Linked DNA regions of Homo sapiens: region 2 is linked to region 1. Evidence: read pairs that join two places in POLR2A ChIA-PET (ENCODE). Cell type or tissue: MCF 10A. All regions are shown on one strand. Links, peaks and the distances in the headings refer to the core of each region. The heading gives the core; the rest is flanking DNA. Region 1 has its middle 210 kb from the start of ACTL7B. Region 2 holds the start of ACTL7A (actin like 7A).

Region 1 (8,338 bases), core at 67-8,066:
TCTATTTTATTTTGCAAAATTCCAGATGCAATCTAGTTGCTCATGTGTTTATTAGTAAGAGGGTTATGCAAAGACATTGCATACCTGGTTAGTTTAATATGGGTTTAAGCAAACACACAGGCATTTCGTTTCCCTCTGTCCCCACCTCATCCATCGGCCTCCTCTTCCCCTGCAATCTGAATGCACCCTGTGTCAGCCAGTGGATTTGGTGGGGAAGGAAAGCAGGTAGGAGGGGGATGTCTCCTCCTGGACAGCACATCTCCTGTCTCTGCCTGGGCTTTTCCGTTTCTATCCTGCATCTCAATTCCAAAACACCAGATTTAAACCTTGCCTACTGGATGTAGAATTACCAAAAAGACAATCCTATTAAATTATAGATTGGAAATACAAGAAGCAAGGACTAGAGAAGCTTCAGGTTGGAAGGGACCAAAGAGGTCCAAAGAGCCAGAACTCCCACCCTCTTCAGTTGAATCACTTTTTATTGACTCCTGTGAGGTACAAGGTATTTGTCCTGCTATTCCCTCTCCAGCTGCAGGACTGATGGTTATTTCTATCATTCCTGGATTTTCTGATGAGTGGCAGTTCACCCACGAAGACAGTTTAGAACAGTGGTTAACAGTGTGGGTTTTAAAGCCAGAAAGACTTGGGTTCAGGCCTAGCGTGGTGGCTCATGCCTGTAATCCCAGCACTCTGGGAGGCTGAAGTGGGAGGATCACTTGAGCCTAGGAGTTGGAGATCAGCCTGGTCAGTATAGCAAGAAGTCATCTCTACAAAAATTTAAAAAATTAGCCAGGTGTGTGGTGCACACCTGGAGTCCTATCTTCTTGGGAGGCTGAGGTGGAAGAATCACTTGAGACCAGGAGTTCAAGTCTGCAGTGAGCTATCATCATGCCACTGCACTCCAGCCTGGGTGACAGAGTGAGACCCTGTCTCTTAAAAACAAAAAAACAAAAAAACGAAAAACAAACAAACAAACAAACAAAAACCTGAGTTCAAATCCTCAACCCTAAATTGATGATATTGTCTCTCAATGTTTCTAGCTTAGTGACCTCATACAAATTATGTCATTTCTGTAAACCTGTTTCCTCTTCTCTCCCACATGGGTAAAGCAACATTTTCCTCTTAGTTTTCACTGAATGTTAAATTGAACTGTTCTCTTAATTCCCTCAGGACAGAGTCTATGTGTGGTAGAACCCCAGTAAATGATAGAGATTCTGACCTTACAGGGCTAACAGGTCCATTTAAAAACTAATTTTCATTTTCAGAATATTTTTGAGCCATAACAATGCTTATCCTTTTTGATTAGTAATCAGTAAAATGAGGACAGTGGTACTTTGTTTCAAGAAAATTATTCTTGAGAATAACAAAGCTATAAGCATTAGGAAGTTTGTAGCACTGCTGTTTATGATAAGAACATTTTGGAAATGACTTTAAAAGCCTTATAACAGATAATGAAGTAAATTATTATCTATCTTTTCTGAGAGACGTTATGCTTCCATTATGATATGTAAAGACCATGAAACAAGATGGATAAAACGTATAATGTTAGATTTAACATGCTGAATCCAAAATTATATTTATATTATGATTATAAAATGTAAATATATTTATGCACGTGGGCAGTAATTGGTGGGAAAAATAGAAAAATGAAAAAAGTATTTTGGCTGATGAAATTCAGGGTGTTTTTTCATTTTAATTTTTATACACATCACTTGTATAATACATAAATACAATATTTATGTATTATAATAAATAGATATGCAAAATGATTTTTAGAGAAAAATACTCTTCTCTTCTCTTTAATAAGGTGGTGGCCTCTGACCAGAGCTTCCTTCTTCCCTGGCTGAAGAGCCACTTTATATTTTATGTTCTCCAGGACATGGTCTAAATCAGTGTAACCTTACACAAGATCACTTTGGTTGCTAGAAAATGATTTGCAAGTTGGCTTGGCTGGGAAGATCTAGAGCAGAGATTCTCGGACGTCTGATGTCCAGTTTTATAGGAGATGTGCCTTTAACCACTAAAGTTTCCCTCCTGATGGGCAAGTTATGACAAGGCTGGTGGCTAGGGTGGTGAGTAGATCTGAGACTAAAGCACCCTAGGAAGAGTTGAAAGAAATGGGTCAGTCAACTGCCTTCATATTTTTGTAGATAGCTCAGGTGGAAGAAAGACTAGACATGTTCTGTTTGTTTTTGGGACAATGAGTAGAAGATGTAAAGCAACAGAGTTTAGCTTGACATAAAGAAGACTTAAAGAAAATTAGTTACAGATGTCCAAAAGTAGGATGATCCAACTCAAGAGGTGGTAAGCTCACTGTTCTCAGAGGTGTTGCTGATGGAGGCTGAAGGCTCTGGTGGGGACATGATATTGGATGCGCTTGGAGGTGCTTTTCACACCTGAGATTCCTGACTCCTCCCTGAGCTCCATTCCTAGTTGGTGACAGCAAGTCTTAGGGATCCGCCCTCACCTCCTTTCTTGTCACCCACCCTGAGGCACTCAAGGGCATGACTCCCCATCACCATGTTTCAATATTGCCATTTTCAAAATAGGCAAGTTAATGATCTATTAACTAATCTCAGTTTACTGTGGGGATTAATGAAGATTAGTAAAGAAGATTGTCAAGAGATTAAATTTCCCTGAAGACTAATATTATAATTGGGCTGCAATTTAGGTGAGTCATATTAGAAGAAAGAGTTACAGATGACAAAATATTCTGACTCCGTGTAAATAATATTTATTTTATAAATTCATTCATTTATGAGATATTACTTGAGACCATATAAACACTAGGAATTTTCTCTAACATATGTGATATTGGATATATGATACCATATAATATGCAAACATAATTAAAGCAAAACTATTTTTTCCCCACAAAATCCTCCTGATTACTCTACATCAGTCTAAATCCCTTTTTATTCCTACTTTTTCCATCTTAGCTTGAATTTGTGGTCCATTTAATATTTTATGTTAAGCTGTATTTTCAGACGGATTCAGGGGTACTGTTCAGTCGTTAGCAAAGTACATGAATGATGATTTTGTTTTACATTATATAAAAAGTGAATATAATGATTTTGCTACTTTTCCAGATCATTCTAGTTTATGCTTGTATCTCACAGGTAAGAAGGCGTGAAACAACTAGGCAGCAGAACAGACAATTTTTCACTCTAGCTGCTACAATGAGGCAGCTTTTTTTGTGGTGGATCTTCAAGATGGCTGAGGCCAGCAATTATTCTTTTTTTCTAATAGCAAGAAGGTCTTTATAGGGCTTAATTTGGAGAGAAATTAGTTTTCCTTCCATTTTGAGATTTGCACATGTTTAAGGACTCATAAAAAGGAGCTCAAGGCATAGATAGTGAAAGCAAACAGGACAGGGAGACCAAGAACATCCCTTGGCAGTGATTTACCAAGGGCAGGGGTGATGCTGATGGAGGGGTCAACCTGAGGTGCCGGTGAGGATGAGGTGCGTGGTCTGTAGAGGATTTAAAAGCAATAATAAAACAGACTAAAAGTCAGTCTGCTTTTTATTATCACCATGCACTCAAAAATCTCAATGCCAATGATAAAACACTCCATGAGAAAATCTTTTCTTGTTCTAAGTTTTAAACAACTACTACGATGACTGTTAATAATATACAAGCTTCATATTAGCACAGTTTTATATCTTAGGCTTTTATGTCCATTGTTTTCTACATGAAGGTTAATTTGGAGAACTCCTAGTTATACAGTTGGTGTTCAGGACACAAGGACTCAGCTACATGCATTGGTTTTGAGGGTAAGTTCATAACGTTTTGGAATCTTTCGTGGTTGTTTCAGATGTGCTTTATGTCTCTAACGCCTGTAGCACTACCTATTCTGTTGTTTAAACAGAAGGTTGGAAATAAATAATGACAGCACAGTTATTATAAGGATAAAGAAGCAAAATCTAAGCTACATCAATTGTTTTAGTCTACACGACCATTTGGAGGTTGTATTTGTGCTGGAAATTTGCAACAGTGAGACAGAGTGTTCACTGTGAGGTGTAATATTTTTGTGTATTACGTACAAGTTTTGGTCCATATCTGAAATATTCTACTGTTTTGCCTAATATGCTTAAAATGGAAATTTATCCTTCTTTTGAATTGTTAATTGTTTTAAAGCTAAAGAATAAAGAAAATAATTATTCAGTGGTAATTATTAAAAGTAATTTTATTGTATAGAGGGAACGTTTCATAAAATGATCTGTTTCAGATGTCAAATTTACTAGGTCCACCACTGGTTTTTGGAATTAGGCAATTTTGGGCCAACTTCTATGAAACATTTGGTCAACTTACTGAATCATTCAAAACCTGAGCTTTCTCATGAATAAAATAAGTATCTCCTTTGTAGGGTTATTGTGATACTAAATGAGATAATGCATGTAAGTACGTAGAACAATACTAGGAACATAGTACATGCTCAATATAGGACAGTTTATCAGGAATAACAATAATAATAAAAAGGACACTTGTGGATTTCTGTGAAACACATTGCAGAAAGGCTTTGTATATTAAAGAGATCCAAGCTGAGATCTAAAAAATTATAGGTAGAGTCACTGAAAATTCTCTGAAAATAGCATAGCCTCCTTGTTATAAAGAAGTAACCATGCTCATTCATTCCTTCATTCGTTAGAAAACAAACCGTTTGGAGAGCGCATGCTCTATTTTAGGTTCTATCTTATAGTCGCAAATAAAACAGACCCAATCTTTATTCCTGTGAAAGCTAAATTCTAGCAAAGCCCTCATAGAATTAAAGTCCCTTCAGGTACCACTACCTGAACTAGGTAGACCCATGCACCATTTATAGTCAGAACTGTGGTGCCCACAGTAAGTGGGGAGTAAGCAGAATCAAAGCTCAGCAGTGGGGTGTATTTGAAAGAGCATGCGTTGTGCAGTCAGATTGAGTTCAATCTCAGTTTCTCCATGAACTGCATGACCTTGGGCAGGTCATTTCCTTTTTGCTATGATTTAGGTTCCTTATTTCTAGTACAGTGATCATAATCCCTGCCTCCCATGGTTCTTATGAGAAGTAAATATGAAAACCAGGATAATAGAGTAGAAGGTTGCTTTGTGGAAAAACTTAAAAAAAAAAAAACCCAAAAAATCAAAAACAACCCCTTTCCAAACCCCAAAACAAAACAAAGATAAATGACATAGTATCGTTCTGACGCATAGGGATACTCAATAGGTATTATTTCTCCTTTCTGTCTCCCCTTATCAAATTGTGCCTGACTAGAACCTAGCTCTGTTGGGTGCATCATTCCTTACACCTACATACACATGCATATGCACACACATGTATACATATGAAGACATCCCGTTTGGGATGACCACGGTTGGAAGGAGACTGATTGACATTTAAGGAAAATTACTCAGGGTTGCTGTCGGCTGTTCATTCTAGTTCTTGAAAGCATGCCTACTGATAGTATGTAGTCCACTCCATATTTACTATGGACTCTCTACTTTTCTCACCTACTTTTCCCAAACTATACATTTGGATGTTTGCCAACCTGATGTCTAGAATAAGTATCTGTTTGCTTCTGACAAAGTGCACATATGGATTTCTTAGACCAAATCTATTACATGAGGAGTATGCCAGCTTTAAGCACTGTTGGCCATTAGATTCTTTGCCACCTTGTAGAGAGAATTAGAGCAAACCAAGAGTCATAGCTTTTATTGACTTTTTCATAAATTTTCAGTCCACAGACATAAATTTCTTTGGGAAGAAAATCTATATCCCATGTAGACTAATGCTCACATAGAATCTAAACCTTAATATTACCATGGAAGTCAGCAGAGATAGTAGCAGTCCCTTGAGGGAAGAGATGATTTTCCATGGCGTAAGTGAGGTATCCTGATGCACCATTTTTATAAACGTGCATGATAATAATGCAAAATCCCATTTGGATAAGATGAACGTATACTCTCTACCCTACTTGACAGAGTAACACTGTGGTGACCTCATGTTTTTTGTTTCAAAATAAGAATGCCTCAGTAGACAAACTGATGCTGTCATCTAATGGCATCCAGAAAGAAGGGCCTAAGATCAACTATTCCAAGGTAAATTTCCTGGGTTTTGGTAAAAGCCCTTCAGCATTTACACAGCCTAGAGTTAAGAATCCTATTCATCTGTTACTTGATTAATTTACCTTCATACATTTTGCAACAATCTGGAGTGTTCACAGGGAATTGGCATTTCTTAATATTTGGTATTATATGGGGGTACTATTCTTTAACAGTCACTGTTGGCACTTGAAAACAGCTGTAAAATTTTTCCCCCCTAAAATGAGCATAACCACGCATATGACATAGAACTTGGGGGTCTTGATCCTTCATTGTCTGGTACTGGCGATAACAAGTGAATGTAGCAAACTTGAACCTGGAATAGGTGTCTGCCTTTACTTCACTTGGCTAGGGGTGGGTTGGCCTTTTCTCCAGGTAGAATTTTCTTTAAGTAGGTATCAATTCCCTATGACAGATTCTTATGGTCTCCCTTATCTACTCTATCATTCTTCCTGGTAGTAATATAACACCCTTAAATTATAGGTGGGTATGAGGCTACCAAGGTAAGAGATTTCATTTCTCAGTCTTCCTTGCAGCTAGGTCTGGTCGTGTCACTAAATTTTGATCAATGGGATGCAAACAGAATTGATGTGTGCAACTTTAAGATCACATTTTTATAAGGAAGCTATTGGCCTTTCATGCTCTGTATTTAATTCTATTGGCTCTAAAATGGTGACAGCCAGAGATGCTTCCTTGGATTCAGAGGAAGCTGCATGTTGAGGATGGCAGAGGCACACTGTCAACCTGGACCCTTACATGACCTTGTGGAGTAGAGCTGCCCACTTGCCTTTGATGACCCTCCTACACTTGACCTATTAACATGAGAAATAAACTTCAGTTATATCTAGGCCATTGTATTTTGGGGTCTCTTTGTTATAGCAGCCCAACCAGCACACTAGCTAATATAGCCTTTTTCAGGTCATCTGACAGATACATCATATGGAGCTCTCCATAGTCCCTCAACATCGACTGTGTTCCGGATGCTTGTCCTTTTCAATTCACCATTACTTAATGCTTATTAGAGGTTTTAGTGTGAGAAATAAAATTCATAGAGCCCAGCGTGAAGAGTGTGCTGTTAAATGATTCCTCCAGAATCTCCAGATGTTCTTTTTGGATTAAGACAGATCATCAGAGAACTGCACACCTGGGCTGTCTTGATTTGGCTCCTTGGAGAATTGCTCCACGGATCTGAGCCTTGGCCTTGCGCCATCAGCCCACACTGCGGAATGCTAGCAAACAACCCTGCGAGCCCCGCTGCTGCACGTCCAGGAGGATGATTGAGGATGTGGTTTGCTACCATTTGTGAGGACCCAGGGGAGAAGTTTCTTTCAGACCTTGTACCAGGAATAGTCATGCTTCTCCTGAGCAACTGGCTTGTTTTGTTTTTGTGGACATTCTAAATTGTGTAACTGTCTGTGTCTTTCAAAGCCACCTCAAATCCTCTGGGAATGAGACAGGGTATAAAATACATTTATTCAGAGTCAAGACCAAGATCCCTATTTAGCTCATTATATTGCTTTTGGAAAAGTCACTTCACTTGGCTTAACTTTCTTTGCTTACAAGTCAGAGATAATGAGTTCTTCCTGTGAATAGAGCTCAAATTAATTTATAACACACTCAGAGTTCCTTCAACATAGGTCATTATGGAAACTAACAGTAATATTTAATTTCTACAAATATCTGTCATTCTATGACTCCCTGTCTTTGAACGTCTTGCCTCAACTTTGCTTCTTCATTCATTTATTCAGCAAATTTGAGGACACACTAGATCACCAGGCCCCCCAGAGGGGTACAATTTAATAATCCTGAATCCTTGCTCTCAAGGAGCACAAGGACTTAAGAATATGCTTCCTACCAAATTAAAGATTTAAATAACAAACAAATACATCAATTATAAAATTCCAAAACCACAATGAAGAAAGGGACTAGGAGCTGGGTGCGGGGCAGAGTGGTGGGGTGTGGGGCAGAGTGGTGTGGTATGGTTGGTGTTTTAAGCAGATGATTCTGTCATCCCAGCTACTTGGGAAGCTGAGAAGGGAGGATTGCTTGAGCTGAGAAGTTTGAGCCCTGGACAACATAGTGAGACCCAGTCTTGAAAATAAAATAAAAAGAAAAATAAAATAAAATAATAGAATTAGGGAACAGTGAGAGGGAATAATGATAGTTCTAGTGGTGGTACTAGAGGGCATCTCTAAGAAGACAGCATTCAAGCAAAGACTGGAGATTTAAAAGGAACAACTCTGCTAAGAGCTGAGGAG
Region 2 (8,338 bases), core at 155-8,154, 210 kb before region 1:
TTCTGGCCTTCTGCATAAGAGGTAGAAACCTAAAGATACTAGCTAGCTATTGTGAGGACCCCCAGGAGTCTAGATACTGGTATTCAGATATTTTTCGCTGTTTTTTAATCAGCTGTGTGAGGTAGGCATTTATACTCAGTTTTGCAGGCAAGCAAACAAACTCAAGTCACAGTTAGGTGGTAGCAAAATTGCGTTTCAAACCACAGAGTCCAGAGCCCATGTTCTATCCTCTGTTTTGTGCACCAACTAGTGTTCAGATTTTGAACTTTAAAGACAAGACAGAGAATGTATTGGAGGCTGTTCTAAAGAATCTCCAATTTAAAGTGCTCATATTACAAACTCCCCCTGCAGGAACACCAGAGAGCTCGCTGGGCCCTGGAAGGGCTTCCCTGGCTACTGAGGGTCTCTGTGTATCTTTGGGCTCCCCAGTGGGGTTAGAATGACCCACATAGGGCAGCCTCCCACAGACCCATATCATCAGCCCCAGAACCAGCAGCCTCTATCCTCAGCACACCCCAGACTCCAACCGTGTGTGTTCTAGGCTGATGGAGAATCCAGTCTGCTGGGAGATGGTCAGCTACTACTTGAAGTGTCTAGAGAATGACTGTGGCCTCAATCCCTAACCTCTCTGCTGATAACCCAAGATCAGTCTTACTTCAGTTTTTAAAATGGGAAATCTGTATAGCACTTGTTCTCTGAAGAGTTGCCCTTTAAGGCACATACAAATGCCTTGCTTGTAATATGCTAGGCTTCAGCAGCCAGTCGCTGTGATGGCTTAGTAAGAACTGGTACTGAGACATAAATGACTGTTGGAACTAAAAGAAACTCCTGTTAAAGCAGGGCTCAGACAGCTTTGCCAGCTCTTTCCAGTCCCTCAGGGTTGTTGATGAAGTATGAAATGGACACTGATGCTTTGTGGGAGTTTGCACTGTTACAGCATACTTCCTATTGGCATTTATGGAAAGGGAACTGCTTATATGCCCCAACAGCATTTACCCTCTAATCTTCATTGCACTCCCCCTTCCAAGCAGAGTTTAACCGTAAAGTAGTTCCTAAAGCGGGGAATGCACAAAATAAGGGGCAGCATAATTTTAGAACAAGTGAATGTTTAAGCAATCCACATACAATGCATGCCCTTTTTTGTTCATCCTCCCCCTACTCCTGCTTTTGTTTTGGGAAATGTATATTTTAAGGCAGACGCTGCACGTGTGAAGTTGTTTCTTATGAAGTCAGGAAGTAGAGAAACACACTGTGGAGGGGCATATGAGGGGTGTTTAATGCTACAGGAATAAGCGCCGGCTCCACCCCCTGTGTGTAGGAGTGCGCTCACCCTGTCGAGGGTAGGCACTGCCAGTGCAGTGTCCATCCTCGTCGCTGTTCAGAAGCACCTTCTGTAGAGGAAGAAAGGCCCGTGTTCCTCGTACTCAAAGCGGTGGACCCACAATGGTTGGAAACCCTGAAGTGAGGCCAGGATGGAGCCACCGGTCCACACGGCACTGTCTCTTTCAGGCAGCACGTTTACCTGCGGGGTGTCATTGGGACACATGCTGCTTAGCTCCTTCTGCAGACGGTTAGGGAAGCCACTGAGCATCGTGCTGCCCCCGCAGAGCAGGATGTTCCCCATGAGGTCCCGTTTGAGGGCGATGTCACACTTGTTAAGGCAGGACACGGTTTGGGTGTGGAGGCCCAGCTGCATGGACTTGATGAGAGATGGCTTGAAGAACATCTCCGAGCAGAGGAACCGTTCCTGGCACAGCTGAATCTCCTTCCCATCCGGCAGCACGTAGCGGATCGTATGCTCACTGAGAGGGACTTTCTTCTCCTCAATGGGATCCAGGGCCACAAAGCAGCATTTCTTCTTGATGTCCTCCACGATGCCCATCTGGTCCTGGGTGAATTCGTTCCCCGCACTGTTCAGCAGGCCCAGCAGGTAGGCTGTCAGGTCAGAGCCCGCGTAGTCCAGCCTTCCGGTGATGCTGGGCAAAGGATAACCCTCGTAGATGGGGACCACGTAGGACACGCCATGGCCCACCTCCACCACCAGGCCGGAGGTCCTTCCATAGGAGTACATGGACAGGCGCGACTGGTAGGCGATGTGCATTGCAGGGGTGTTGAAGGCTTCAAACAGCATTTCAGCATATTTCTCTCTGTTGGTGTGTGGGCTCAGTGGCGGGTCTGAAACCAAGACCGCATGCTCCTCCGGGGCGATCTTCATCTCTTGTCGGAAGAGATATTCCCAGATATCCTGCACTGTATCCCAGTCCACGATGATGCCATGTCGCAGAGGGTTAACCAGCTTGAGATGAACGTTTGTGTTGTTGAGTTCCTGCCCCACGAATGTCTCCTTGCGATTATCCCCAGTCTTGGCGGTCTCCATGTAGGGCTTGCCCACCGTTGTTGAGATCTTGTGGGTGGGTCTTGGCAGGCCGGCAAAGCCACATTTACAGTAGCCAGTGCCCAGGTCCACGACCACTGCTTTGGTCACCTCCTGCTTGGGCCTCTCCTTGGCTGCCTTTGATTCAGTAGGTTCTTGTGGCTCTGAACTCGTATGGCGGACCCACACGGCCCGCTTCGCCGGGCCATCCCTTAAAGAGGCAGTCTGGAGGGCCTGTGTCTGCAGGGGGGCCTGGTTGCCCACCTTCTTGGTGGGCCCATCCCCCATGATTGCTGCTGGTGGAGCCCACATGTTGTCAAGAGCCGCACCACTCTTAGAAAGTTCTCAATCCCACTGGATTCAAGGCCTGAAAGGCCTACATCAGAGGATACCCTGAGAATTTTCCCAACAGTGACATCACTAATTATGATGTAATCTGGTGACCTGGGCTTTCTAGATATTGCAAACCCTTATCCTGTGTTAGGGTACATTTGGGATATTGTTTTTGAAATGGCTCCCCTTTTCCTAAATTTCGTAACAAGACTGATTTATTCAATTAATTAATATTTCTTGAATGTCTGCTATATACAAGGCAGCTGGGAATTCGCTGGTGAAAAAAACAGACAAAATCCCTTATTCTAGTCGGTGGCGGGTGGGGGTGACAGACAATAACCAAAATGAGCGTTAAGAGCAAAAGCAGGGTGGCAGTGCTAGTGTGGCCTGGGCAGGGCTTCCTGAGAGGGTGACATTTGAATGAAGACCTGCAGGAGGTGAGGGAGAGAGCCATGTGTATGTCAGGGGAGCAGCAGGTGCAGAGGACTGGAGGCAGATGTGTGACTGAAGAGTTAGATCAGGGGTCAGCAGGCTGCAGTCCAATCCGGTCCCCGGCTTGTTGGATAGGAATACAGCCGTGCTCATTCATGTACGTATTGTCCGTGACTGCCATTGCAGTACAACAGTAGAGCTGAGTCACAGCATTGAAGACTGCATTGCCCAAAAAGCTGAAAGAAAGTAAATACTGACTGACCCTTAAAAAGTTTGCCGACCTCTCGAGTTAAAGGAGGAGCAGGAAGAAAAGTGTGGCTGGCATAGAAGGAGTAAGGAAAAGTAGATGAGATGGGGTGGGGGAAGGCAAGCAGCTCATGGTAGGCCTCATAGGCCAATGCAAGGATCGTGGGTAAGGTCAGAAAGCACTAGAGGATTTGGCACAGAGCACTGACACCATCTGATTTAGATGTTAGTGGGAATCCTTTGCTGCTATGGTGACTAAGGGCACTAAGGGTGACCCTTAGAACAACCTTAAGGGGAATTATTTTTGGATATACATGTGTACACTTACTGTGCCTTCATCAGGGTCATTGGCTAGACAGTGAAATTAGACTCTACAAAATCCCACTGACAACACTGAGGCTTTTAGGTGCATAGCTCACCCAAGGATATCCAACCAGGAGTAGCCAAGCTCTCCTGACTGTGGCTTCCTCCCCAGGATGTGCTGGGACACAGCTTGATGGGACCTAGCGTGCAACTCTTAGGCTGTTTGGCCACCATCTTGCATGCCATTTCTGAAGCTGGACACATTGGTGTGGATGCCTGCCACACTCAGGGCAGAATCCAACCTTATGTTATGCCACACCCTGAACCTGATCCCAGCCCTTCATAAAAGAGGCAGTCACCACAATAATGGGCTTTCTCCTTTAGAGAGGCTACGGGAGTTGCTCTCAGTTCCTTGTTGGGTATGAGAGAAGAAAAGGACCAAGTCCAGTCTCATGAGGTTTGTGGTGACTATCTGATGGGGGCAGCAAGGTGTCATCCCAAGGACAAAATCTCAGTTTCTTGCTTCATTGGTTAGTGGGTGAGATAATAGCATGGAATTTTAAAGGAAAAATAGGAAAGTACTTTTGATGCCTGGCTGCCTGAAAAACAGTTTAATTGCCTCTGCCGTTCAGGGATTTGCGTGGGCAACTCAGATTGTTTGACTTTATTTCAAAAGTGCTGTATATGGTAACCAAAGGCATATGTAATTTAAAACCCTCCATTTTTTTCTTCCCAAACCCTACTTGAATGTTGCGAAATCTATAGCTGCTTGGTGCCTTTTCACTAACCTGGACTCCTAGAAGAGCCTGTATTAGCTTCCTGTTTCTGCTGTAACAAATTACCATGGATTTAGTGGCTTAAAGCAATTCACAGTTATTATCTTACTATTTTGGAGGTCAGAAGTTCGTAATTCTTCTTAGTGGGCTACAATTAAGGTTCTTTCAGGGCTGTATTCCTTCTGGAGGTGTAGGAGACAATACTTCCTCTTGCCTCCAGCTCCTAGAGGCCACCTGTGTTCCTTGGCTCATAGTCCCTTCCTCCATCTTGGAAGACTCTCAGACTAGAGCTGTCATTGTCACATCTGCTTCTCTGCCCTTGACCCTCCTGTATCCCCCATATAAGGACCCTTGTGATTACATTGGCCCCACCCAGGCCATACAGGATACTCTCCCCATCTCAGATTCCTTCATTTAATCACATCCACAGAATCCCTTTTGGCATGAAAGTTAATATAGTCACAGGTCCCAGGGATTAAGATGTGGACACCTTTGGAGGACCCTTTCACCTGTTCAGTGCCTCCCTCTTTGCTAATACACTCCAAGCCTGACATGCTCTGACTCATTTGCTCTTCGTGGGCTGCCCAGGCTTGCCCATCTGTCATCTGTCATCACACTTTCTGCATTTGTGTGTGGAAGAGGTGATGCTTTAGTGTAAGGCAGTCACTCTATCTAGTCTGTAAGGTCCTTGAGCATAGGGATTCCCCTCACATTCTCTGAGCAAAAGCCAATGAAACACTTGCCCTCCTTTTACTTCACCACTGAGTTTCACATGTTGGGTGCTCCTAATAAAAACCCTGTTTCCCCTAAGCTTCCTGTTACCCTCTGTGCCTCTTCTCTCCCTCTATGGGTCATCACACGGTTAGTGGTAATGATGGAAGAATGCAGAGACTGTGGACACCGTGCCCCAAACCTCCACTGCCTAGCACACACACCCCCCATAATTGTCACCAGCTAAGGTCTGTGTGGGCCCTCTGGGGTCCCTAGTGAGGTCCCTCTTGGGAGAGGCACCCTATAGTGCTCAAAATATATTGGGCCACATTTTCTAATGGGATCACACCTACTTTTAGCCCTCTGGCTCAAGACCAAAAAAACCATGGGATGACCCCTTTTCAAATGCAACCCTGGGATCCTCTTCTATAGTGGAGGGAGAGAACATGGAAAGGTGAGATTAAAGAACACACTTCTGCCTGAGGTGCATCCTGGCTCCTGGCTTCAGTTTTGGGACACTGCCCACCCTTGACCTTTGGAGGAGAGGTGAGCCAGGCCTCTGGAATTTTAGCAGCAATGGGAGGGAAAAAAAGAAAATCCAGCATGGCATTTCTTCTCATGAATCACCTGGAGTTTTTCTTAAAAATTACTGGAGCCCACCACAGCCTTTCCAACTCTTGAATATGCTGGAGAACCCCTGAGTCAGGAGCTCCCAACAAAGAAGATCCTTGCCAAACAGGCACTTTGAGCTGCTTTCTCACAGCTCAGATCCCAGTGTGGACACCCAGGTCCCAAGACTGTGTCCATTTCCCCGAGGTGGAAGGGAGAGGAGCTGTCTTCAGGGGCAGATGTGCTACTGAGCATGCAAATGTGGATCCGGATGCTTCCCTTTCCATGTGCTCCAGCCCAGTGTCCCACAGCCTAGTGACCTTTGGGCATCTCTAAGTCAGCAGACCCCAAATGTGAGTGTGTGTGTGTGTGTGTGTGTGTGTGTGTGTATGTGTGTGTGTCACCATCATCCACTTAGCAGCTCAAGGCAGAGACCTGGAGGCTGTGGGTAGGGGTCAAGTTGACGAGGGGACATAGCAAAATGGTAATCACATTCAAACAACATTTCAAGTAGTTTACCCAAAGTCATACAGATTATAAATAATAAGTCTATGTTTGAACCCAGGTCTTCGGAATCCAGTTCCTCAGTCTTCCATCTGCTCTGTACTGCCTTTCTGTAAGGAATGGATAAAAAGTAGGCTCTGGCAGTCCATGAATACTGCCTTTAAATAGCCTAAGAGTTGTCGTGGAAGAATTTGCTTGCCCCGTAGAACTTCAAGAGTAGACCCAAGACCATTTAATGGCTTCAGAGAGGTACACATGCCAATCCAGTGTGACGAAACGTTTATCACTCATGGCTGGCCAAAATAGGGTGAGCTGTCCATGTCAGACTACTGGATGGAATGTTCTAGAAGGAACTGAAGGGTCCAATCCTCAGCTTCTGTGATTTCATGATCCCACCACAGGGCATTTCTGGGTCATGATGTTCATAATTATAACCCTTAGAAAGTTGTTACCCAAATAATATAGTTGAATGCTGCCATGTTCCAAGAAACAATTCAGCGGGCTGGGCATGGTGGCTCACACCTGTAATCCCAGCACTTTGGGAGGCCAAGGCGGGCGGATCACGAGATCAGGAGTTCAATGTCAGCCTGGCCAACATGGTGAAACCCCGTCTCTACCAAAAATACAAAAATTAGCCAGGCGTGGTAGCAGGTGCCTGTAATCCCAGCTACTGGGGAGGCTGAGGCAGGAGAATCGCTTGAAACTGGAAGGCGGAGGTTGCAGTGAGCTGAGATCGCGCCACTGCACTCCAGACTGGGCGAAAGAGCGAAACTCTGTCTCAGAAACAAACAAACAAACAAAAATTTGGCAAACAAAAATCCCCACACATTCCTCATTAGCATTCTTACATGCTCCATGGCAGTATTTCTTAACTCTTTTTCCCCCATGCATGTTGCCTAATCAATTCCTCAGGCACCTCTGCTCATCTTAATTCTCCCAGAAAACTTCCTCAGGCCCAGTTGCCGCTCTTCCCCTTTTTCTGTTGACTCTTCACCACCAAAGCCCTAAACTGCCTTTTTGATTTTTGGAGTGGGAGGGGGCAGCTTAAGTTGCAGGTCCCTCTGGCACTCTCGTGAATTTGTCCTTTCTGGATGACAGGCCATCTTTCTTTGCCCGGGTACAAGTAAGCGATTCATCCTTCCCTCTGCCTCACATCCCACATCACAGGAGCCCATGAGGGAAGCCCTGAAATGTCAGAGTAAGAGCTTGGATTAAAGTGAGGGATGGTTGGGGAAAAAACAGATTGGATTCTATTCTACTTTCTAAGTTTCTCTAGAACTAGGCTCTTCCTTGTTTCCACACTCTCACAGCCCTAGGTCAGGCCACCTTCAAGTCTTATCAGAAGTTCTCCAATGGCCTCGTTTCGGGTCTCAGTTTCTAGTCTTGCCCCTCCCATCCATTCTCTACATTACAGCCCAATGCAGATCTTTCTAACATTTTTATTTTTCTTTTCTTTTTTTTTGAGATGGAGTCTCACTCTGTCTCCCAGGCTGGAGTGCAGTGGTGCGATCTCAGCTCACTGCAACCTTTGCCTCCCAGGTTGAAGCAATTCTCTGCCTCAGCCCCCCAAGTAGCTGGGATTACAGGCACCCGCCACCATGCCCAGCTAATTTTTGTATTTTTAGTAGAGATGGGGTTTCACCATCTTGGCCAGGCTGGTCTTGAACTCCTGACCTCATGATCCACCTGCCTCAGCCTCCCAAAGTGCTGGTGGGATTACAGGCATGAGCCACCACGCCCGGCCCTTTCTAACATTTTTCTAGAGGGCAAATCTGATCATTCCCCTGCTTAAAGTCTTCATAGCTTCCCTGGCTCTCCTCAGTTTAGTCTAAACCTACTCCTGCCATTTGATGCCCTTTCTATTTGGCTCTGTGACTTCTCTAGCTTCATCTGTTTTTCCAAACACTTTGACTGTGGGAAGTTCTTCACCGTGCCTCCATTTGAGCCTTTGCTCAAGCTGTGCTCTCTGCCTGGGATGTCTTCCCCTCCTCTTAACTACTTGACAAATACCTACACCTCTTCCAGGATTCAACTTAAGCATCACCTCCTC

The links. ChIA-PET counts read pairs that join two places held together with the same protein. Peaks named below come from ENCODE experiments on the same cell type or tissue, not always from the same donor. Only the 100,000 strongest peaks of a DNase experiment are listed, where the experiment ranks them.
Region 2: POLR2A ChIA-PET joins it to region 1 with 5 read pairs; 2 of 35 experiments call an interaction of 5 or more read pairs at or near these places.

Annotation. Positions count from the first base shown.
Region 1 is chr9:108,644,741-108,653,078 of GRCh38, reverse strand. No RefSeq gene overlaps it. Among named protein-coding and RNA genes, the nearest start is that of ACTL7B, 210 kb to the left of the region's middle. In MCF 10A, for the core only: no CTCF peak of the experiment used is centred there; no DNase peak of the experiment used is centred there.
Region 2 is chr9:108,856,671-108,865,008 of GRCh38, reverse strand. ACTL7A (actin like 7A) reads right to left here and starts at 2,743. Exons shown (of 1, transcript NM_006687.4): 1 at 1,253-2,743. The coding sequence starts at 2,686. The coding sequence ends at 1,379. In MCF 10A, for the core only: no CTCF peak of the experiment used is centred there; DNase peaks (open chromatin) are centred at 4,428 and 5,038.